Regions from separate parts of the Mus musculus genome. Here region 1 is linked to region 2. Evidence: chromatin loops called from intact Hi-C (ENCODE). Cell type or tissue: heart. All regions are shown on one strand. Links, peaks and the distances in the headings refer to the core of each region. The heading gives the core; the rest is flanking DNA. Region 1 overlaps Nagpa (N-acetylglucosamine-1-phosphodiester alpha-N-acetylglucosaminidase). Region 2 holds the start of Anks3 (ankyrin repeat and sterile alpha motif domain containing 3).

Region 1 (11,473 bases), core at 2,200-10,199, 230 kb before region 2:
TCCTAGACTATCAGGGGATATGCTCTCTTGGCCAAGGTAGGAATAGTTGCAGTGTCATCTGGCACAAACCATTTCAAACGGCCTGGCTGAGGTTATGCCTTCGGGAACCTGAAGTCTTTGTGTGGTTGTCTCCAAGTGTCTGTGGAGCTCCAGGCGGCTGGTGCTGACAGACGCTTTGTCTAGTTGGCTGTTTGACTTTTGCTTAAGCAGCCAGGGCAGTAGAGTCTAACAGATGCTAATTTCAGGATCAGGAAGACTGTAGAAAAATGAGCATCAAGAAGCCCCTGGTACCCAAAGCTGCTCTTGCCAATGAGTGAACCTCCTGCCTCCCCGCTTCCAGGTACCTGTCTGAGGAGGAGGTTCTGGATCCCGTGAATCCGTTCGTGCAGCTGCTGAGCGGAGTCGTGTGGCTCATCCGCAATGGAAACATCTACATCAACGAGAGCCAAGCCATCGAGTGTGACGAGACACAGGAGACAGGTCAGGAAGCACAGGTGTTCTGTTTTATTTGTATTAGGTTTTGATTTGTTTATTTTGTGCATGCAGCGGGTGCATGCATGCTCCTTTCCTTTCGCCATGTGAGTCCTGAGTATTGAACTCAGACTGTTAAGTGTGATGGGAGGCACTTTACCCACTGAGCCACTTTCCCAGCCCTCAGCATCAGCTTTCTTCAGACCCAGGAACAGTGTGAGTGGGTTATTCTTTAGTGTTCCCAAACATTTACTGAGCAGCTATTTACTGTTTAGCACTATGGTGAGAGTCCTAGGGATTCAGTCTTATGTAGAATATAGAAGGAGAATCCTTGGCAATAAGCTGGAAAATTGTGACAAGTGCCAAGAAAGAAACAGGAGAAAGGGGACCGGTGGGGACCAGAAGCACAGGTATGAGGAAAGTGCTGCAGATTTGCTGTATGGTGGCCTCCACATGGCCTAGGAGTTTGTCATAAATGCAGAGCCATGAGTCCACCCTCCCTATACCTCCCATCCAGAAACCACTGGTTAAATCCTAACAACTTGGGTGTGCAGGCACTCCCTTGGTGACTCTGATGGACACTCAAGGTCAAGGGCCACTTGGGGATGGGCTGATGAGTTGGCTTGGTCAGTAAAGTATTTGCCTTGAAAGTGTGAGGACCTGAGTTGGAGCCCCAGAAAGAAACATTAAAAGCCAAGTGCTGGGATGCACACTTGCATTCCCAGGGATGGAGCTGGAAGGCAGGGATAGGCAGATCCACGGCCACACGGTGATATTCTAAGCTAACAAGAGACCTGTCTCACACAGAAAGTGGGTGGCACCTGAGGACCAACACCCAGGGTTATCCTCTGACGTACCTCCAGAGTGGAAAATACTGGGGTGGTGGAAAAGGACACTTTGGTCCTGGGAATCTGGCTATTCAGGGTATAGTGTAGAGGGAGAGGGAGACTCAAGAGGCTGTCTTTGAGTCAAAGGAACAAGCTATCAGAAGAACTCAGGGCAGAGGCCTGTGGTTCCCAGGCTCAGGGCAGCCTTCAAGGCCCTAGGCAGAGAGTAGCTGCTGGGTGAACAAGTACAGAAGTGAGGCCTGGGGCCTCAGGCAAGGCCTGTGAAATCCTTCCACCAACATAGAAGTTTCTGGAGACTGAGATCACATGAAGTGCTTCTGGCTGTGGCATGGAAGCTCACTGGAGGTGGAGCTGGGATGTGGCTCAGTGATCCAGTGCTTGCCACACGTGCACGAGGGAAGGAGCCATCAAAAGAGAGAAAGTCGGGAGACCTGAGGGGTCCCCTGGAGAGCTGGGTAACCACCCCGGGCCCTTCTCCTTTAGGTTCTTTTAGCAAATTTGTGAATGTGATGTCAGCCAGGACAGCCGTGGGTCATGACCGTGAGGGGCAGCTTATCCTCTTCCATGCTGATGGACAGACGGAACAGCGTGGGTGAGTCCCAGGAACCCTCGGGGCTGTTTGCACTCAGCCACCCCTACCTTCCAGTCGTTTCTGGGGTATTGGTGGGACAAGACAGCTTTCCGGCCATTTTGGAAGTTTCATCTGGAGGCAATAGCATTTACCTACTAGTGAAAGAAGACAGTTAAGCCAGAGACCACAGGGGCTCAGCTGCATACCCCCTCTGCACAGCCTTAACCTATGGGAGATGGCAGAGTTCCTGCGTCAACAAGATGTCGTCAATGCCATCAACCTGGATGGAGGCGGTTCTGCTACTTTTGTGCTCAATGGGACCCTGGCCAGTTACCCTTCAGATCACTGGTAAGAACCCCTGAGCCACCTTTGTGGCTCTCTCAGACTGTCTCACTCAGTCAATACTGAGACCCTGTTGTGTGCCAGGCCCTGGGTATCCAAAAGTGAGCAGAAGAGCCGAGATCTCTTCCCTCAGGGTGCTGCACAGCCCATCCCTGGAAACCTGAGACAGGTCAGGAAAGGCCTCCCTGAGGACAGTGAAGTAAGACCTGAGGAGATGGCTGGCCGGGGTTGAGAGAGCCTTTACCGGAAGACAAACTGTACGCAATGGGGAAATCCGCTAAGTGGCCCAGGGAGAGGCTGGAGCTATAGCTCAGGAGGAAAAGTACTTGCCTCGCAAGCGAAGGACCTGAGTTTAAACTCCAAAACCCATATAAAAAGCCAGATACGAGCAAGTGGCACATGCTTGCAGTCCCAGCCTTGTTGAGGAAGAGTCAGGTGAATCCTGACCCTCTGGCCAGCCAGCCTAGCCTACTTTTTGGCAAGGTCCAGGCCAGCGAGAAAGATAAATAAAATAAAGTTTTAAATGACATGTATCTAAGGTTGTCCTGACTCCATATGCGCACGCACGCATGCACGCACGCACAACTGGCAGAATGGAAAGGGAGGCAAACTGGACAGCCTTTATAGGCTGCGGCAGGGACCAGCACCAAGGCCTAGACCTCGTCTCACAGTGAATCCCCCACAGCCAGGACAACATGTGGCGCTGTCCCCGCCAAGTGTCCACTGTGGTGTGTGTGCATGAACCGCGCTGCCAGCCACCCGACTGCAGTGGCCATGGGACCTGTGTGGATGGCCACTGTGAATGCACCAGCCACTTCTGGCGGGGCGAGGCCTGCAGCGAGCTGGACTGTGGCCCCTCCAACTGCAGCCAGCATGGGCTGTGCACAGAGAGTGAGTGGGGAGCCCACAGGAGGGTGGTGCTCTGGCGGGACCCCAGCTCGCCCATGCTAGACTCCCGCCTGTGTCCTTACCCAGCCTCTGTGGTCTTGCTTTGGTAGCTGGCTGCCACTGTGATGCTGGGTGGACAGGATCCAACTGCAGTGAAGGTGAGAGCTGCCTGCAAACACTCCTGGAGAGGGTGGCCTGGCTGCACGCAGCTGGTATGACGCCTTCGTCCCTCCTTCTGGCTTGGAACTTACCTTCAGAGCCTTTTCTCATTTCGCATGTGGATAACCCGATGTTCTACCTACTGAAAGAGTCCCAGCAAGTAGGAGGCCAGATTTTCAGTATTGTCCACTCAACTCTAAGGACCAATAGCAAAAAACAAAGTGTGGCCGGCCACGCCCCTGAGGGAGATCCACCAAAGTCCTTAACTCCTGGAAAGCAGCTCCTGGTGATCCTAGGCATGGGTAGGGTGGTTTCAGCATCAGCTCAGTGGAGTTCCCATTCATAATTTCTTCATCCTTTTAAGGTCATAAGTTCTAGAGCCCACCTTAAATCTAGGCAGTATTCTTGGTGTTTATCTGAGACAAAGTCTTATACAGCCCACGCAGTTCTCTAACTTAGTATGTAACCGAGAATGGCCTCAAGCAACCTGCTTCCTCCTTTCAAGCGCTGGGATTATAGGCATAGCACCAACTTATAGGGTGCTAGAAGTCAAACCCAGGGCCCTATGTATATGCAGCAAGCACTCTAGAAACTGGAACACAGCCCTGTTTGCAGCCCGGTTACCTTGGAGGGTTGGGTCCCAGGGATCTGAGGGCATCTCCTTCAGCATGGCCATGTGCACACCCAGGAGCCAGGCTGTCTGTGACAGGAGACCATGCCACCCAAGGTGAGACCTCCCTGCCACCATCTCCTCTCCACAGAGTGTCCTCTGGGCTGGTATGGGCCAGGTTGCCAGAGGCCCTGCCAGTGTGAGCACCAGTGTTCCTGTGACCCGCAGACTGGCAACTGCAGCATCTCCCAAGGTATGCGGCCTTAAAGGTTCTTGAGCTGGGAGCCCTTGGGGCAGGTCTGGGGTAGGTGGACTCTCCCCAGCCCTTCTTTCTGGTGTCTTGCAGTGAGGCAGTGTCTCCAGCCAACTGAGGCTACGCCGAGGGCAGGAGAGCTGGCCTCTTTCACCAGGTAAGTGTTTTAGCAGGCACTGAGCCCCTATGTCTCATCCGTGAGGCACTAGCCAGGCCAGGAGGTCACAGGTTACCCTCTACTTTGCAAGCTCAGGGACAGTCACAGGTAAAACTGGCATCCAGGAAAGACCCTGAGCTACCCAGTGGAACTCAAAGGTAGCAGGCTATGGGTGTCATGCCTCTGGCTGCAGAGACTCCACTTAGATGCTGGAGCAGGGCCATAGAGACAGGAAGGACTCACCTTATTTCTGAACTCTTCCGTGTGTTCAGGCTTTGTGTTGTTGTTGCTTCCTTTCTGCTGTTTCCTGGGTTTCCAGCTCCATCCCCACAGGGCTCATGGAAAGAATTGTGAAGCAGGGGGTGTGGCTCAATTGGCAGATTGATTGCCTGGCATGCAGAAAGCCCTAGGTTCAATCCCCAGCATTTCATATCATAACCCAGGCATGGTGGCATCATGTGCCTGTAAGTCCAGCACTTGGGAGGTAGAAGCAGAAAAGCCACGAGTTTAAGAATGTTAGGGAGTCTTAGGCCAACCTGGGATACCTAAGACAAGAGATAGATGTAGGGAGATAGATTGACAGACAGACAGACAGACAGACAGACAGACAGATCTTGAGCTGGACCTTCTGGCACAAGCCTGTCATCCTAGCTATTCCAGGAAGCTGAAGCAGGAAGATAGCAAATTCAAGGCCAGCTTAAGCCACAGATTGAGTTCAAGATCAACCTGAGCAACTTTATGAAATCCTATTATAACATAAAAAGTAGGGGTGGGAGGTTAGGCTGTAGCTCAGTGGTAGAGTGATTGCCTAGCACGCACAAGGACCCAGGTTCAATTCCCAGTACTGCAAAAAATATATTAGGAACCACCTAAAAGCAGTAACATTCACATTAGATGTGTGTGTGTGTGTGTGTGTGTGTGTGTGTGTGTGTGTGTGTGTGTGTGTGTGTGTGTTTTGTTGGGTATTTATTTCATTTACATTTCCAATGCTATCCCAAAAGTCCCCCACATCCTCCCCCACCCACCACCTTGTTTTTTTTTTTTTTTTTTTTTTTTTTTTTGACCTGAAACTCACAGGTTAGGTTAGACAAGCTGACTGGTGAGCTCCAACTTCCAACGTACCATCATGCCTGGCTTTTGTTTTGGTGTCTCTGTGTAACCCTGGATGTCCTGGAGCTCTCTCTGTAGACCAGCCTGGCCTTAAACTCACAGAAACCCACCTGTTTCTGCCTCCCATGTGCTGGGATTAAAGGCGTGTGCCACCTCACCCAGCCCTGCTGGACTTAAATTGGGTCTTCATTTTATAAGACAAGCATGAGCTAATTCCCCAGTTCCTAAAAATGTTTTTAAACATCCTTAAAACATCAGAGACTGTCTGTGGTATTCCCTCCATGTGTCTTCAGTATACCTACTCCCCTCCCTGCCTACTGGGTTCAACATGCCCAGTTTGGGTTCTGGCTGCCTGCCCCCACTCAAGACTCTCTTTTCCATCCCAGGACCACCTGGCTAGCCCTCACCCTGACACTAATTTTCCTGCTGCTGATCAGCACTGGGGTCAACGTGTCCTTGTTCCTGGGCTCCAGGGCCGAGAGGAACCGGCACCTCGACGGGGACTATGTGTATCACCCACTGCAGGAGGTGAACGGGGAAGCGCTGACTGCAGAGAAGGAGCACATGGAGGAAACTAGCAACCCCTTCAAGGACTGAAGAGCTGCCCCAACGGCATGCTCCAGATAATCTTGTCCCTGCTCCTCACTTCCACAGGGGACATTGTGAGGCCACTGGCATGGATGCTATGCACCCCACCCTTTGCTGGCCATATTCCTCCTGTCCCCATGCTGTGGCTCATGCCAACCTAGCAATAAGGAGCTCTGGAGAGCCTGCACCTGCCTCCCGCTCGCCTATATCTGCTGCCCAGAGGCCTGTCTCGCACAGGGGTCTCGCCACTGCCAAAGACTCCCAGGAAGCCACTAGCAAATGGAACTCTGTAACCCCATCATGACAAGAGTGGCCACTCTCCGCCTGCACAGGGATGAAATAGAAAGCCTTACACACACACACACACACACCCTCGGCTCAGCCACGGCACTCGCCTTTTATACAGCCTCATCGCTGGACAGCCAACTAGAACTCTGCATCCTGTCACAGGAAGCACCTCATAAGAAGGGATGGGGAGGGAAGGAAGTCGCCTTGTTTACAGACCTATTTTTGTTGTCTTGTTCCCTAAAGGAGTTTTCTAACACTTGAATAAATTGGGATACTAAAACAAGCCACCAGGGGGCGTGTGAGGTCTGAGTCCTGAGCTGCTGCCTCTCATGGGGACGTTGGACAGTTCCCCAGTGCCTCTGTTAACCCAATGCTGCACAAGTTTGGCCAGGCACAAGGCCACCCAGGGACCATGCTTTCTTTGATAAGTTGCTTGGGTCATGTTTTATCACTGCAATAGAGAAGTAACCACAGTCATGTGCTGTGTTCCTGCAAGCTCCAGTCGGTGCTGTTGCTGCAGGCTAGGCTACACTTGGAAGGCAGGGATTTCATTGGTCCTAACCATTTTCCATTGGTGGTTGTCCTAGTTACTTTTCTATTGCTGTGATAAGCAACATATCAAAGGAAGCAATTTAATTTGATTTAGGGTTTCAGAGTGTCAGAATCCATGATGGTGGAGCAAGGGACCAGATGAGAGAGAGAGAACCTCAAGACTTACCTCAAGTGATACACCTCCCTTCTGACCCTACCCAAACGGTTCCATCAGGTGGGGATGTAGATGAGCCTGTGGAAGCCATTCTCACCGGAACCACCACATTCCAATCCCTGCCCCCATAGGCGTACTGCCATATCACAGTGCAAAATGCTCTTAGTCCAACTTTCCCCTTACTCTTTCCCAGTCTCAATACTGTTTTAAAGTCTTTTTGGAGACCCAAGGCACTCTGTTATTGTAACTTCCTGTAAAATAAAAAGGCAAATGACATAGGCCCAACATACAATGGCATGATATATATGTTGCCATTCCAAAAGTGAGGAATGGGGGCATTGCCAGGAACTGCTGAGCCAAAGCAAGATGGAGAGCCGACAGGGCGGACTTCAAACCCTGTAGCTCAGGGTCTGTTGTCAAGGGCTCTTCAGATCTACTCCCTCCAGCTCTGCTGCTGTGACATACTTCTCTTTCTTGGCCTGGGTCCCTGTGTGCAGCTCTCCTTGGCAATACCCCATGGCTCTGGCACCTCTAACATCTTGGAGTCTCCAGTGCAATCCAGACTTCGCTTTCACAGTTTCATGCAATGGCCTCTCAGAGCCTTCCCTGCAGGGACTCCCTTCCAAATATCTGGCCTCAGTGACTGTCCTTAACCAAGGAGGACATGTCCTAAACCCCTTTACTTGTAGATTCTTCGTGACTCTAAAGTCAGAACCATGCAGATGACACTGCCAGGTTTCATTACCCACGGGATGGAGCCTGGTCCCCTTAGGCTCATTTGCAGACACTTTCCTTTGTTGTTGCTTTTTAGCAGAAAATTCCAGGGCCCTTCCCTTTTCACAAGTTGGAGGCAAATGACTAGTTATGGGCGGGTGTTACTCTGAGAGCGCCCTTTCTGCTTTGTGGTTCCCACCACACCGCTCCTTACCTCCTTCAGATCAAGCCTTGGCTCCAATACTAAGTTCCCTGGTGCTCTTTTTCACCTCAAACTCCACATTTTGTATTTGTTTGTTTCACTCACTTGCTTGTTTCCATTCTAGACCTACATGAGAGTGATTGACAATAACCACATAGAAGGGTCACTATTGAGCTGTATTGAAGTCACCAAAAGCCAGGTGGTGGCAGCACATGCCTTTAATTTCAGCACTTGGAGGCAGGGGCAATGAATCTCTGAGTTTGAGGCCAGCCTGGTCTACAGAGGGAGTTCCAGGACAGCCAGGGCTAAACCCTGTCTCAGAGACAGGTTTTACTCTATCTGCCTTTGCTCTGGAAAGTGACCTCACTACCAACCCCCATCCAGCTTGCCTTGAGTCCTCAGACAAAAGACACACACACACACACACACACACACACACACACACACACACACACACACACACACACACACAGAGTTCCTGTTCAACTTGTGGTAGAGCACAATTGCTGGGTGTTACTATCTCCCACCTGGAAAAGTGTGCCCTTAATATTTTTATCGCCACTCCTCCCACCTGCCCTAAACCTCCACCTACCCCCTGCCAAACATCCTTGACCACCGGCCTGTAGTTGTGGCCACAGGCCCCAGCTCCTCTTGAGACCTCACATGGCTGCTGGCTTCTTCTCCCTCCAAAGCATGACAAATACTCCACCTCTCCTTCCTTGCATCTGTCTTTTCCTCCTGGGACCCAGAAGTTCCAGCTCTACCTTCTGCCCAGCAATTGGCCCATGGCTTTCTTTACTGACAGATCAAGAACCAGTTGGGGAACAGGACCTTAGCATCAGAACCACCCCCTACAATCTCCTTCACCAAAGAAATCATTCCATTATTTTTCAATTCATTCCCAGGGAAATTCTTAGGACAAGGGCAAAAGACAGCCACATTCTTAGCCAAGTTTACATGTACGGTCTCTAGCCCTCTTGCTAATATCACTCTCTTCTGAAACCTCTTGAACTAGGCTTTCATAGTCCACATTGCTGTTAGCATTGCTGTCCTCTAAGCTCCAACTAGGATGGCCCAATAAATCCCTTTTATAGCATTCAACTATTTTCCTAGTCCAAAGTTCCAGAGTTTTCAACATTTCTCCAAAAATGATGGCCAGACCTATCACAGAAATGGCCCACTTCCTGGTACTTACTTTATTCTTAGTTAATTTTCTATTGCTGTAATAAAACATCATGACCCCAGCAACTTATAAAGAGAAAGTATTTAATTTGCCTTATGGTTTTAGAGAGAGTCCATGATGTCAGAGTAAAGAAGGAACAGTTGAAAGATCACATCTTGATTCACAACCACCAAGCAGAAAGACAGAGACAGAGAGACAGAGACAGAGAGAGAAAGACAGGGAGAGAGAGAAAAAAGACAGAGACAGACAGACAGACAGAGAGAGAGAGAGAGAGAGAGAGAGAGAATGAGAATGAATACTGGGAATTGCACTAGTTTCTTGAAACTTGAAAGATCATCCCAGTGACACACCTCCTCTAAGGCCACACCTCCTAAACCTTCCGAAGCATTTCCATCAGCCGGGAACCTGGTATTAAAATACATGAGCCAGTGAGGGCCATTTCTTATTGGTGGTGGTGGTTTGGTTTGGTTTGGTTTGGTCAAGACAGGATCTCATGAAGCCTGGGCTGGCCTCATTCTTGCTACACAGCCAAGGATGACCTTGAACTCCTAATCCTTCTAGTTTGTCTCCAGAGTCCCAGAAGTGCAGTCATGACACCACAGTCATTTTACATAGTGCTAAGGATCGAGCCCAGTGTTTTGTGCATGCTAGTCAAGTGTTCTGTCAACTGAGCCACGCCCACATCCATACAATTCAAGTCAGGTGTCCACATGTAAAGTCAGCATTCCAAATTCTTGGTTTCTCTTTCAAAGAGCTCACACAGATACCCTTGCTGTCACTCAGGCAATGACTCGCTGTGACGGAGTAGTGACATTCTTCCCTGCCCTTTGGTCTGGATACCTTTCCTACCTCCCAGCACAGCAGCAGCAGCTTCCCAAGTCTGTATCCTGCCCCACCTGGGGTGCGACAAAGCTCATCACTTCTGGCCCATGAAGGGGCTTCAGAAAGGGTCCAGCAGGTTCCCTGTGAGCATGTGATACTGTGCACTTAGCGTCTATGAGAGGAGCGGGACTTTCCAAACATGTTTGTTATTTTCACTGTGTGACTTCCTGGGAAGATGTGAACAGATATCTATCTATGCAGGCAGGCCAACACTGGCAGACACAAGGAATGAGTCCAGCCAGGCCTAGCTCGGTGAACAGTGAGTTTATTGGAGTTACTCACATAGTATGGGTGGCTCAAAGGCAGCTGCATCACAGAGTGGCTCACCCCAGGACAGGTGACCAGTCATGAACACTCAGTATTAAAGTTCCTGCTTGACCTGCAGACAGCTCAGTTGACCAGTCTCCTCTCCCCATGCTAGTTACTTTACTGCTTATATGATGCTAGGGAAGGGACCTTGTGAATCTTGTCACCTGCATTTACTTCCTGAGTCTGATACACTCCTTCCTCCTTTGGGAGCAGATGTTTCAATTTGGAGAAAGTTGTCATACAATACCTTTACTATGTAATACTCCACTCCAAAAAAAAAAAAAAAAAAACCCTACCAGCCTAAACAATTACTGTTTATCTTTAAAATTACCATTTCAAATGATTCTAACATCATGCAGACTTTGTCAATGTCTGGGCTAGGGTCAGTTATTTTAGACAAATTTTAGCCAATTGCTGGGTGGAAGGAAGAGACTGGATTTCTGGGTCGGCAGGCAAGCAAGCAGACACAGGAGAGGAGAAAGCAAGTTTTCTTTTTCATTTTCTTTTCTTTTTTATTTTCTTCTCTTCTCTTCTCTTCAATTTCCTTTTCTTTTCTTTTTTTTTTAACAGGATATTTTACTTATTTATATTCCCATCCCTTTCCCTGTTTCCCCTCCACAAACCCCCTCTGCAAACCCCCTATCCCATCCTCCCCTCCCCCTGCTTCTTTGAGGGAGCTCCCCTACCCACCCACTTCTACCTCCCTACCCTTGCATTCCCCTACACTGGGGCATTGAGCCTTCACAGAACCAAGAGCCTCTCCTCCCACTGATGCCAGAAAAAGCCATCCTCTGCTATATGCGTCTGGAGCCATGGGTCACTCCATGTGTACTCTTTGGTTGGTGGTTTAGTTCCGGGGAGCTCTGGGGGGAGGGGGTCTGGTTAGATGATATTGTTGTTCTTCCTATGGGGTTACAAACCCCTTCAGTTCCTTCAGTCCTTTCCCTAACTCCTCCATTGGGGTCCCCGTGCTCAGACCAATGGTGGTAGCCACCAGAAAGTACCAGATGCCAGGAAAGCAAGAGGCTCCCAGGACCCAAAGGGGATGAGATTGGCTGAAATACCCAACAAAGGGGAGGGAGAGCCTGTAAAGACCATGTCCAGAGGTTAGGCACGGCCCCAGTGGGGCTACTCATTCACCTCCAGAGTTTTAACCCAGAATTGCTCCTGTCTAAAGGAGATAGGGGGCAAA
Region 2 (11,473 bases), core at 1,786-9,785:
TTCTGTAGCACTGCTTGTCTTAGCATGACTGACAGTCAGCATTCACACTTGGGTCATTTCTGTGTTCTCTAAAGAAGGCTGGAGTTGGCTTCTCTTGCTATGGCCACTAATTCACCCTGAGGGTGAGCTCCATGCCAGTCTATCCCACACTGTCACAGGAGCAGCCTTAGGTCCTGAGCAGCTGCTTCCCTGCTCAGCAATGTGGCAAGAATGTGCCCACGCAGTGGGGATGGACCTGAGGGCAGGCTAGGCCATGCAGACACCTACCTTGAGGGAGAGAACTGGCCATCCTTCCTGAGACTGCTCCAAGGTTGCTTCTTGCTGGGGTCCTACCTCTGCAGCCTGGCTTTGGTCACCACAGGCTGGGCTCTGAGCAGCCTGGGTCACTTTCTGAAGGATCTCTCTCTCTTTTTCCTCCTATCCCTGCGGAGGGCTCTGCGCTTCGCAGAATTTCTACAGTCAGTATCTGAGGGCTCTGTCTCCAGCTCTCCTGCTGAAGGAAAGGTGGCTTCTTCTCCCTGGGAACACCATGGAGGACTCAGGGATCCTCTGGGGTTAGACAGGCTTCTAAGGTTTCCTTCCAGCCAGCTGTGCGCCTCCTCAGCATCCACAAGGACTGGGCTGCTCTTGACACAGCAGGACCAGCCAGGGTCTCTTCTTTCCTGATGGGCCAAGTCCTTTGATCTTACCATCCATTCACTTCTGGGTTCTGTGGCTAATCTCCCAGGAATCAGAAGTGGCTAGAGAAGAAACGGCACCTTCTATGAACACCTGCAGACATACTTTTGGGGAAGTGTACATGCATGATTAACTTTGAGAGTCGGTTCTCTTCTTCTCTGTGGGTCCCAGGGATGGAACTCAGGCTGTTAGGCTAAGCAGCAAGTACCTTTTCCTACCAAGCCATTTCATGGGCCCCATTTTGACCTTTTTTTTTTCTTTTTCTTTTTTCAAGACAGGTTCTTACTATATATAGCTCTAGATGTACTGGAAGTAGACCAGGCTAGCCTCGAACTCACAGAGATCTGTCTGCCTGTCTCCTGAGTGTCGGGATTAAAGGCATGCACCACCATTGCCAGGTCTCACTTTGACCCTTGAGTTCAGCAGTCTGTCAAGTCATATAGTCATTGCCACTATCTCCTAAACTGTTCCACTCCCCATCACTTCTCTCCCAGAGGAGGTGGAAATCCTTACAGAAAGGAAGAAAACATCTCATAAAAATCGTGTTGCTGGGTGGTGGAGGCTCATGCCTTTAATCCCAGCACTTGGGAAGCAGAGAGGCAGGTGGATCTCAGAGTTCAAGGCCAGCCTGGTCTACAGAATGAGTAGAACATTCAGAACAGAGAAACTCTATCTCTAAAAACCAAACCAAACAAACCAAAAAAGTGACCTAAAGTGGCCAGAGCCCCAGCTGGCCTCCCAGATCCTCCTGCGGAGTGTAAGGGGTGTTGTCTACACTTGCTCCTCTGAGGGCTGGCCTTCAGGCAATGGAGATGGTGGAGACGGGTCCGGAGAGCCTCTTCAGCCCTCACAGATCCAGCTTGCTTCAATGATGTTAAGATTAACTGAGCAGAGACAGGTTACCCAGAGCTGAGTGGGTCCTGGAGCCCAGCTTAGCCTTTAAAATGGGTTTTGGATTCTACAGTGTTTTCATTGGGAAGTATGTTTCACCACAGCAACGTCAACAAGTGTTAATAGGTCTGACAGGATGGGGTTGCCAAGGATAAAATGCCTCAGGTGGGATCAGTAGATAGCAACCATTCTCATCATCAAGCCACTGATGTGAATATCTATCTACCTACCTACCTACCTACCTACCTACCTACCTACCTACCTACCAGCTTTTCTGAGACAGGGTTTCTCTGTTTCAGCTAGCCCTCGCTGTCCTTAAATTCAGAGATCTGTCTGCCTTTGTCTTCTGAGTGCTGTGATTAAAGCATGTAGCACCACCTCCAGTATTAGTCGTAATTGTACATATATATGTACGTGTGTTTATGTGTACCATGTGTGTGCTGGAGCCTACAGAGGCCAAAAGATGGGGGCCTGATCTGTTAGAATTGGAGTGAAAAGTGGTTGTAAGCTACCATGTAGTTCTGGAAACCAAACCTGGGTCTTCTGCAAGAGCAGCAAGCTCTCTTAATTATTGAATCATCCTGTCCAGCCCCTGCCTTTAACTTCTGATGCTCCTGCCTCAGTTTCCAAGTAGCTCATATTACATGCCTGTTCCACCAGCTCTGGATGATTGCTTGAGTTTACATAGAGGTCTTGGTCTCTCCCAGGGATGTGGGGCAGAGAGATGATTATAGCTATGGTATTGGTAGTTCCTGCAACTAGGCGCCTAGAGCTTGTGTTGTGGCCTTTCCTGTTTGTTTCCCAATTCTCCCTGATCTCCTACTAGGGTAGCATTAAGCACCACTGTGCAGGTATTTGTGGAACAAACCCCTTCTTTTCCTTGCTGGATCACTTAGTAGCTGAACATAAGTTCAGCTATGAATTAGCTAGGTTATGGAGAGACACTTGAGACATGCAGCTCTGACAATGGCCAGACAATATAAAATGTCTTGGTAGAAAACAACACAGATCAGGGTGGGAAATCAGAGAGAAAATCAAATGTGCTCCTAGTTCTGAGGGAGGGCGTGCTCATGTGCTACATACCCGATGGCCAGGCTGTCCTTGTGGGAGGAAGAGAGGCAAAACCAGTGGTTTAACCATTCCACTGCTCGTGGAATCCTTATGAGACTTGGGACGACCTCCCTCCCCTCCCCTCCAGAGTTCCCAAGGCCAGTGTCCTACAGACCTCAGGTGAAGGACTCCTCCCTGCAGTAACCCAGGTCCCTGACTCATCGACACCAACAGGGTCTTCAGCCAGCTCCTCAGTCAGGTCTGGAATCAGGACGGGCTCGTTCCGCTGAAAGATGAAGAGCTCTTCTTCCTCACAGTCAGACTGCAGAGAGACCAGGGCACTTTAGAGGAAAAGGCAGTCATACTTTGCACATCCTGCCCAGGAGCAGGTCTGGAAAGATCAGTTCTCGACAAAGGGCCTTGTTCTGTGCTGCTTTCTGCTGCCAATTTGAAAACAGGCTTGGCAGCATACCTCCTGTTGGTGAGATGTGGGCTTCGTTTTTCACAGGCCATATGCAAGCCTTGCACACAACGGATGCTGCATTAATTAGACAATGGATGTGCTGTGTTAATGCACACAACAGATGCTGCATTAATGCATACAATGGACACTGCATTAAAGCCAGCACTGAACAACGGTAGTGAAGAGGCACAAACTAGTCACCTTGCTTCTAGAATCCTTGCTCTTCACTTGAAATGTCCTGTGCCAACCTATGTGCTGAGCGTCTGACCAGTGGATCACAATGGATCCCTCTCACATGTATAAATGGCCACTGATACTGTCAGTGACCCCCCGGCTCACCTCAAGTGGCAGAATCCCTCCCAGACCATACCATGTGGCCTTGGCAAGGTTATCACTCTCAGAGCTTGGAGCTGGACCCGACCGGACCCAACAGAGTTGAGAGCAGTCCAACAGCAGGGTGGGAAGTCCAGGGCTTTGGTACCGAGTCCACCTGGGAGTTAGGACCACAGGAGGAGTGGCCTTGGAGATACAGAGCACTAATATCCACACTCAAGAGTTCTGGCAAACCCAGAGAGAAGCCTGGAAGAAGTGGATACCCAGAAGTAATCCCAGACACTGATGAGTGAAAATAAAGTCCATAGACCAAAGTGGGGTCTGTAGAGGAGTGCCCGAAGCTGTCCTTGCCCAGGCTGGCAGTTAATATCCAGGAGAAAGCTCTTGCTCACCAGGGACGAGTCTGAATCCAGAGATGGAAGCTGGTTTTTGGCAGCCTCAAGGATGGCATCCCAGGGAGAAACTGGCAAGGACATCACTGCTTTGTCTTTGGATGTCATGGGGGCCAGGACTCAAAGGACACCGTCTGTCATCATCAAGGAGTCCTGTGGAGCACACAAGGTGAGGTGGCAGTGTCTGGGTGTTCAAGGAGAAACTAGCATTGGTAGCCTTCCCAAAGCCTTGATCAGCTGTAGATGAAAATGCACCCGCAAAAATTCTAGTTTCTACCCATTTCCTTCTGGTTCTGCAAACTTATGTCACTTGGTAGCAGGACTGTATGTGTGGGTATGTGCAGTCATGAGTGCACAAGATGGTGGTGTCCTCTACTGCTCTCATAGAGGATCACAATTCAGTTTCCAAAACCACAACTACTTGCAACTTTAACCTCAGGGAGAGCCCGTCTCTGGCGTCCACTCGTATCTGCACTGGAGTACACATACCCACCTTCACACCCATACACATAATTAAAATACAAACTAATTCATTAATATAATTAAAAATAATCTTTAGAATTAGAGGTTTAAGATCCATTATTCAAGAGATTTTTTTTTTTAGTCATCACTCAAATGAGTCTCTATAATCCAGTCGCTGGCTCAGCTCCACCTTTTATATCTCACCCTAAAGAAAACACGTTCAGTCCTCAGGGGCAGAGGGACTTTAGGATTGTGGGTGAAGGCCTAGCAAGCGGACCAAGCAGATCAGCTAACGGTGCCAAACCAGAGCTGCGTCAGAGGAGTGAGTGGGGTCTTAGGGCATTTGAGCAAGGACGGGTGCTTGGCTGTCCTGAATTGGGAACCACAGGTGGAGACGCTTTTGGTATACGCACCAAAAGATGTTTCCTACCAGGGGCTTTGGCGGTAGGACACAGAATCACCGAAGTGAAGGGGGCCGCCCAGGACTGATCGTCCTTTAGGTGTGCAAGGCGGGGAGGGTTGAAGGAAGGCTTGACCCGCAGAGGAAAGAGCATGGAGGAGCTCAGAAGACCGAGCGGCTCAGTGTTTCTCCTCAAAGCCAGTTGGCCCCGCCTCGCCCCGCCCCGCGCCAGGCGTCGTTGTCAAGGGAACTGGAAGGCAGCGGGACGAGGCAGTCCGTGCTAGAGCCGAGGGGAGGGTCTCATTCCCTGCCACCCGCAGCCAGGACCCACCCATCGTCGCGTGGGTTTCCGCGGTCTCCCACTTGCCTCAGCCGCTCCGCCCGCCCACTTGCCTTGTCCCCGTGCTGAGTACGGCCACCCACGGCGGCCTGGCGACTCGCCGCCTGCCTCTCTGCCTCAGGATTGGCTCCCGAGCGAATGGGCCGGTATCTGCCATCTCATGGGCTGCTGTGGCGTGTCAATAACAGAACGTCCGTCACCTTCCCGGGATGCTCTGCGCCGTGCGAGGATTACTTCCGGGGTGGGCCGGGCGCAGGGCTGTCGGCCGGTGAGGGGCGAGCCGCTGTCGCTGGAGGGTGGCCCGGGAACCTGAGGCCTTGCAAGGTAGGCCGGGCCGCGGCAGGGCCCTCTGAGAGGTGGGGCCCAAGGCGCCCTGAGTCTGCTCGGGTGGGCAGCCCTGGCGTTTGCCTGTCGCAGGGTTTGGGGACACGGGCCCGCCGCCGTGGTGCTAAACTAAGGGGTCACGCGAGGTGTCGGCCAGACTGCTGAGCCACACGGGAGCCTGCGGTCGTGCATAGTCGCCGGGACCGCTAGGGTCGGAACTGCGTCGTACATTTGGGCTGCAGGGGCTCCCTCGAGGCCTTCATGGATCTCTTGGAGGAATGACAGTTGCCTCCAGAATAGAATTTTTTTTAAAACTAAGATTTAAGAATTTTAAGAATAACTTATCAGGGCTGCAACTGAAATTCTGAGAGAGAGAGGTGCAGAAGACATAGAAACTTTTATTTTACTTGAATCGATTTTTTGGGGGTGTTGGTTTTTTGAGATTGTGGGCGTGTCTCACTGTGTAGACCAGGCTGGCCACAGACTCACTGAGATCTACCTCCCAGATGCTGAGATTAAAGGCCGGTGCCACTACGCTGGCGGGTTGGATGTTTTTAGTGTAAGCATCTAATGTTACCCAGGTTGTCCTTGAACTCAAAGGCGGTCCTATTGTCTCAGCCCCCCAAGAGCTGGAGTTGCAGGTGTGAGTTCTTCCAGGGTTCTGCTAATCCGCCTATGGTTTCCAGTTTGGGGAAGCACGTGTCCATTCTGTTGGTTCAGACTAGGTTAGGTGCTACTTGAGCGCAGGCCTTGCAGCAGGAGAAGCTGGTGTTTCCAGGATACAGGCCTTGTTTTCACCTTACCAGCCCACACACATCACTCATCGTGAGACTGGCAAACTGTTGTATGTTGTCCTTTTTATAACTTTTAAAAGTAAACTTATGTCCTTGCAAGTTGTGTATATATAGTGCTTATCACTGAGATAGATCCTCAACAATCTTTCTACTTTTTAAAAACATATTTGTTTTAATCTAAGTACACTGTAGTTGTCTGGTGATTGTGAGCCATGTGGTTGCTGGGATTTGAACTCAGGACCTTCAGAAGAGCAGTCAGTGCTCTTGACTGCTGAGCCATCTCTCCAGCCCATCTTTCTACTTTTAAAATATTTTAGTCTCACTAAGTTGCCCAGGCAGGCTTGGGATTTGACTCTTCTGCCTCGTCTGGAAGTTGTGCTGCCAGGCCCAGCTTTCACCAACACAGGATAATGCTAGAGTGTTTAAGGGCCTCGAGGGAATTAGTACCTTCTGGGTCATACTTCCTTCGGGCTTCCTTCTGGGTTCACCAGAACTCTTGAGTATGGATATTGTGGTGCTCTGTATCCTTGAGGCCACTCCTGTGGTGGTCTTGACCCCGAGATGGGACCCAGGTGGGTTCAGTGCCAAAGCCCGGGTCTTCCCACCCTGCTGTTCTACTCTTGACTCTGTTGGGTCAGGTTAGGGTCAGTTCCAACCTCAGCGTAATAACCTTGCCAGAGCACTGCGATATTGTCCCGGAAGGACTCAGCCACTTAAAGTGGCTTGGGATCACTGAGGTGGCCCCCACCAATGCTTAGTACCAGTGACCATTTATCTACGTATGTGGCACAGGCCTTTAATCTCAGCAAAGACAAGTGTATCTGTGCCATCAAGTTTAGTCTGGCCTACACATTGAGTTCTAAGTCATCCAGGGCTACACAGTGGGACCTTGTCTCAAAACAAAACAGTGGCCATTGCACAGGTAAGAGCAGAAAGTGAAACTGAGGCTCTACTCACTGTAAACTGCCGTTATCTCTTCTCCCTTCACCTCCGACCCCCACAGACTTTGCCTTGGTAGGGCTCGGACTCGTGGCTGAAGGCCTTATGCAGAGGGGCACCTGACCTCTCTCAGAACTCTTCCTGTCCTGTACTAGCTTCCTATTGCTCCCAGACTTAAGAATCTGTTAGAAGATAAATGGCTAGGCTTTGGTTTGAGTAGGATTACCCAGAAGAAAGGACTCCTAACCATACACCTGTCATCCTGTGTTCATCTGTTATACATAAAAGGGTTGCATAGCTGGATTCCTGCTCAAGTAACATCAGGATTGCATTCTGCAGTCTGCTAGGGTTTTCTTTTCCCCTGTCCTACTCGTCCTTTCTCTCCTCTTCCCCTCCCCCCCTTTCTTTTTTGAGACAAATTCTATGTTCCCAGCTGTTTTGTTGTTGTTTTACCTTGTTGTTTTCCTTTCTGAGAGAGGGTTTCACTCTTGTAGTCCTGGAACTCTCTCTAGACCAGGTTGGTCTCGAACTCACAATCCTGTCTCCATCTCCCCAAGTGCCATAATTAAGTCAGGCATCACTATATATAGCCTTCCATGTGATTTGTGGAGATGCAAATGCACTGCATTCCTGGTCTTTATGGTTTTTTTTTTAACCTTAACTTTTTTTTTCAAAGATTTATTTATTATATGTAAGTACATTTTAGCTGTGTTCAGAAGATGCCCCAGAAGAGGGCATCAGATCTCATTATGGATGGTTGTGAGCCACCATGTGGTTGCTGGGATTTGAACTCAGGACCTTCGGAAGAGCACTTGGTGCTCTTAACCGCTGAGCCATCTCTCCAGCCCCTAACATTTTTTTTTAAATTATGTATATGTGTGTTTCTGTATGGACATGTGCATGTGAGTGTATTGAATCCCCTGGCGGCAGCTGTGAGTTGTGTCATATGGATGCTGGAAATTGAACTCGGGTCCTCTGTAAGAGTTGTACACTCTCTTAACTGCTAAGCCATCTCTCCTGCCCTGGTTTGTTTTAGAAGACTTAAAATGATATGTATGCATGTATCTGGGGGCGGAGTGGGTCGTATGTTCACACATGAATGCAGATCTTCAAACTGGAGGGAGTGTTGGGTCCTCTGGCGCTGTAGTTATAGGAAGTTGTAAGCCACTGAACATAGGTGCAAGGAACTGAACTTGGGTCCTCTGTAAGAGCAATACAAACTCCTAACCCCTGAGCCATCTTTCTGGGCCTCACCCTTGCTTTTATTGAGAGAGGATCTCTGTGTAGGTATGCTGGCCTAAACTTGTTATGTCATCCAGGCTGACCTTAAATTCATGATCTTCCTGCCTCTCTTCCACTTTCCCAGTGCTGGGATTACAGAGGTATGCCACTACACCCAGCTTCTGTGCATCTGTAGCAGCAACCCTTTAGACATACATGTCCATTAATGGGGAACTAGGACCTGGAGAAGCTAGACACAGCTAAATTTTGCTGTACACCCAAATTCAGCAAATAGCGCTAAATAATCCAACTCGCACTGTTTTACTAGCAGTGGAAAGGTCATCTGGCTCCTGGAGAATCTGATGTAGAACCTGTGGTATGAAGCAGGTGCAGCATCACAGTTAATGGCTCCACAGATGTTCTCGTCTTCTGTCTGGCCTCAAACTGCCAGCAGCTGGGTGATGTTAGGAGGAAGTAAGTCACCCTTAGTGGCTTCATTTTCTTAGGAATCTGAGGTGATAGCCTGCCGTTGGTAGGAGTGTTTCCTCTTTGGAACAGACAGGGAAGAAGAACTAACCCCTGGGCCTCCCTCTGCAGCTATGTCTGAGCTCAGCGATGAAGCCAGCGAGCCGGAGCTCCTGAAGCGCAGCCTGTCCATGTGGCACGGGCTTGGTGCCCAGGGCAGCCCAGAGGAGCTGGATGTCCCCTTGGATCTTCACACAGCTGCCTCCATTGGCCAGCATGAGGTGGTGAAGGAGTGTGTGCAGCGGTAAGAGGGCCTGGGGTGCATCCCTTCACCTCATGTTCTAATGAGCATTTCAGTGGCTTCAGTTCCCAACAGGCTGCAGTCTTGCAGAGCTCAAGGTCTTTAATACATATCAAGTAGGCTCGCCTGCTTGTTGCAGATGTCCTTGATGGCTCGTGTTTAACTCCTAGAGAAAAGGCTCCTTTGATTCTGAGGAGAAGAAGCTGCCTAGAACATGATATAAACACTAACTTGTAGTGTATTTGAACCAGAACCATTTGGGGGTTTCCTCTGACTGCAGAAAGCCCCAGAGAAAACAATAGTAAGGATGGATAGCAGCACTCTGGCCCTGTGACTACAGGCTCACTGTGGTTCTTGAGCACAGAGGTGAAAGGGTGGCCTCCTAGCCTCACTGCCCACCCACCTGCCACCTTTACCAATATGCAGATGTGTATTTAGTTCCACAGCCTGTCTGTTATTCCATGTAGTCTGAAGGTGCTGCTTAAGAAGGGTCTCTTTACTTTCTTGTGTTCCACTCCACTCTATACTTAGGTTTGCCAGTGATCATTTAGTATCTTGGTGAGATGATGTCTCCCAGACCTTTCTGTGCCTTCTTAATTCCTGATGAGCCAGAGGAAAGCCTCATAAAGCCCTAGGTCTCTGGTTGCACATCAGAGCCATGTGTCAGCCTTGGCCAGTAGAGTATGAGTGCTCTCAGTCTAGAGCAGTCTGCAGGATTCCTTTACCTAGCGGCCTCAGAGATGTGCAGCTAGGTGTGTAGTTAGCACATGTCCTCACAGGATCCCAAGACTCTTGCTGTAAATCTTTGGAGTCTCAAGTTCTTACATGTTGAGTGTTCTGTTTAAAAGAACATGATCTCAGAGCAGCCCAGAGAGGGGAAGATGGAAGAGATCTGTGTTCTCACTGGAGGTGGCCCAGTTGAGAGGCAGGCTTGCTCACAGAAGCCCAGGCTGGGCCAAGGGATACCGGAAGTCTCAAGAATAGAGGCTGAAAGATGGTGTGTGTTAGTTTTGCTGATGTACTTGCTACTGTTCACTTTGTAGAATTGCCACTCATGTGTGCCAGGTCATTCCGGTGACTCCAGAAGTAGCTACATGTAGCTCTCCAGGCAGGTCTTCAGGCCGTTCCAGATTCCAGAGTCGGCTTGACCTGCTAGTGTGTGGGAAATAGCTGCCTGGATCAGCTTAGTATGGATCCCACAAGAGGCACTGATCATACAACAGATTCCACACTGGGGATAAGAACTGGGAGGGGGAAGGCCTGGGCATTAAACACACCTTCTTTGGAGTAGGCAGTGGGTGTTATTCTAGAATGGGACTACCATCCCTGAGCCAGTCTGAGAGCCCCTCTCCTCTGCTTTTCTCAGTAAAAGTACACTTCCAGAATTATAACGGAAAGCACTTAGGAAATAGGGTACTCTGGTGACAGTTTTTTCTATACGGTGAAGTGACAAAGGGAAAGTCGTGGCAAGGGTGTCATCCTCAGTTCCTCTCTCTTTCCTTGGCCACTCTTCATAGCTCTGAAGGCAGATAGGGTATTAATTTGGTGCCTGGTGGTTAAGGTGCCTGGTGTCTCAGCCTCATTCCCACTAATAAAGTAGGCCAGTCAGTCTTTTCTGTGATAGGTCCTTTGTGCTGTAGGGTGTTTAACCAGCTAGGTAGACTTAATCTACTATGTGGCGACAGCTAGCTACTTCTTGGCTGTTGTAACTGGGGAGAAATGGCAAGAATTTTTCTAACTCCCCTGCTTGATCATGGTGGATATCACTGTAGATACAAAAAAAGATTGGTAGATGAGAGCATTAAATTAAAATAGACGGTTATGTCAGTCACTTTTCCTTTTTTTTTTTCTTCCTTTTCTTTGTTTGTTGTTTGCTTGCTTGTTTCTTTCTCTTTTTTAAAATTTATTTATTAGTCTGTAACCACAGCCCATGGAATGCTTTTTGTATTCAGGGTGGCTCTTCCCACATCAATTAACCCAATCTAGAAAATTCCTCAGACCTGTGCAAAGGTATGTTTCTTAGTTGATTCCAGACCCTGTCAAGTTGACAGTCATGATTAACCATCACAAGAGTGTAAGACAGAGGGTGGAAACACTTACCTGGGGATGAATGGAGGCAAGTGACTCCTACTTTCTGGAAGGGCAGCTTGTCCTACCAGGCCCGGCACCAGGCTCTCTGATGAAGCCACATGTGAGATGCTGGGTATATCTAGCATAACTTGTGTTTGTTTAGGGGAGAGTTAGATTTGAATAAGAAGAATGGTGGTGGTTGGACAGCGCTGATGTATGCCTCCTACATTGGACACGATACCATTGTTCACTTGCTGCTTGAGGCAGGCGTGAGTGTGAATGTGCCAACCCCGGAAGGACAGACTCCACTGATGCTGGCCTCCAGCTGTGGCAACGAAAGCATTGCCTAC

Evidence for each region. Peaks named below come from ENCODE experiments on the same cell type or tissue, not always from the same donor. Only the 100,000 strongest peaks of a DNase experiment are listed, where the experiment ranks them.
Region 1: it touches region 2 in a loop (3.0-fold over the local background); 2 of 42 quality-filtered maps call a loop at or near these places.

What each region holds. Positions count from the first base shown.
Region 1 is chr16:5,190,381-5,201,853 of GRCm38, reverse strand. It overlaps Nagpa (N-acetylglucosamine-1-phosphodiester alpha-N-acetylglucosaminidase), which reads left to right. Exons shown (of 10, transcript NM_013796.3): 3 at 341-480; 4 at 1,803-1,911; 5 at 2,110-2,238; 6 at 2,918-3,123; 7 at 3,231-3,278; 8 at 4,041-4,142; 9 at 4,236-4,299; 10 at 5,796-6,574. The coding sequence ends at 6,006. Among named protein-coding and RNA genes, the nearest start is that of Nagpa, 7.9 kb to the left of the region's middle. In heart, for the core only: a CTCF peak has its summit at 6,580 (motif pointing right); DNase peaks (open chromatin) are centred at 6,350 and 6,603.
Region 2 is chr16:4,957,980-4,969,452 of GRCm38, reverse strand. Anks3 (ankyrin repeat and sterile alpha motif domain containing 3) reads left to right here and starts at 5,216. Exons shown (of 17, transcript NM_028301.4): 1 at 5,216-5,333; 2 at 8,885-9,056; 3 at 11,287-11,473. The coding sequence starts at 8,887. It also overlaps 4930451G09Rik. In heart, for the core only: a CTCF peak has its summit at 5,438; a DNase peak (open chromatin) is centred at 5,072; H3K4me3 peaks cover 2,083 bases; H3K27ac peaks cover 1,523 bases.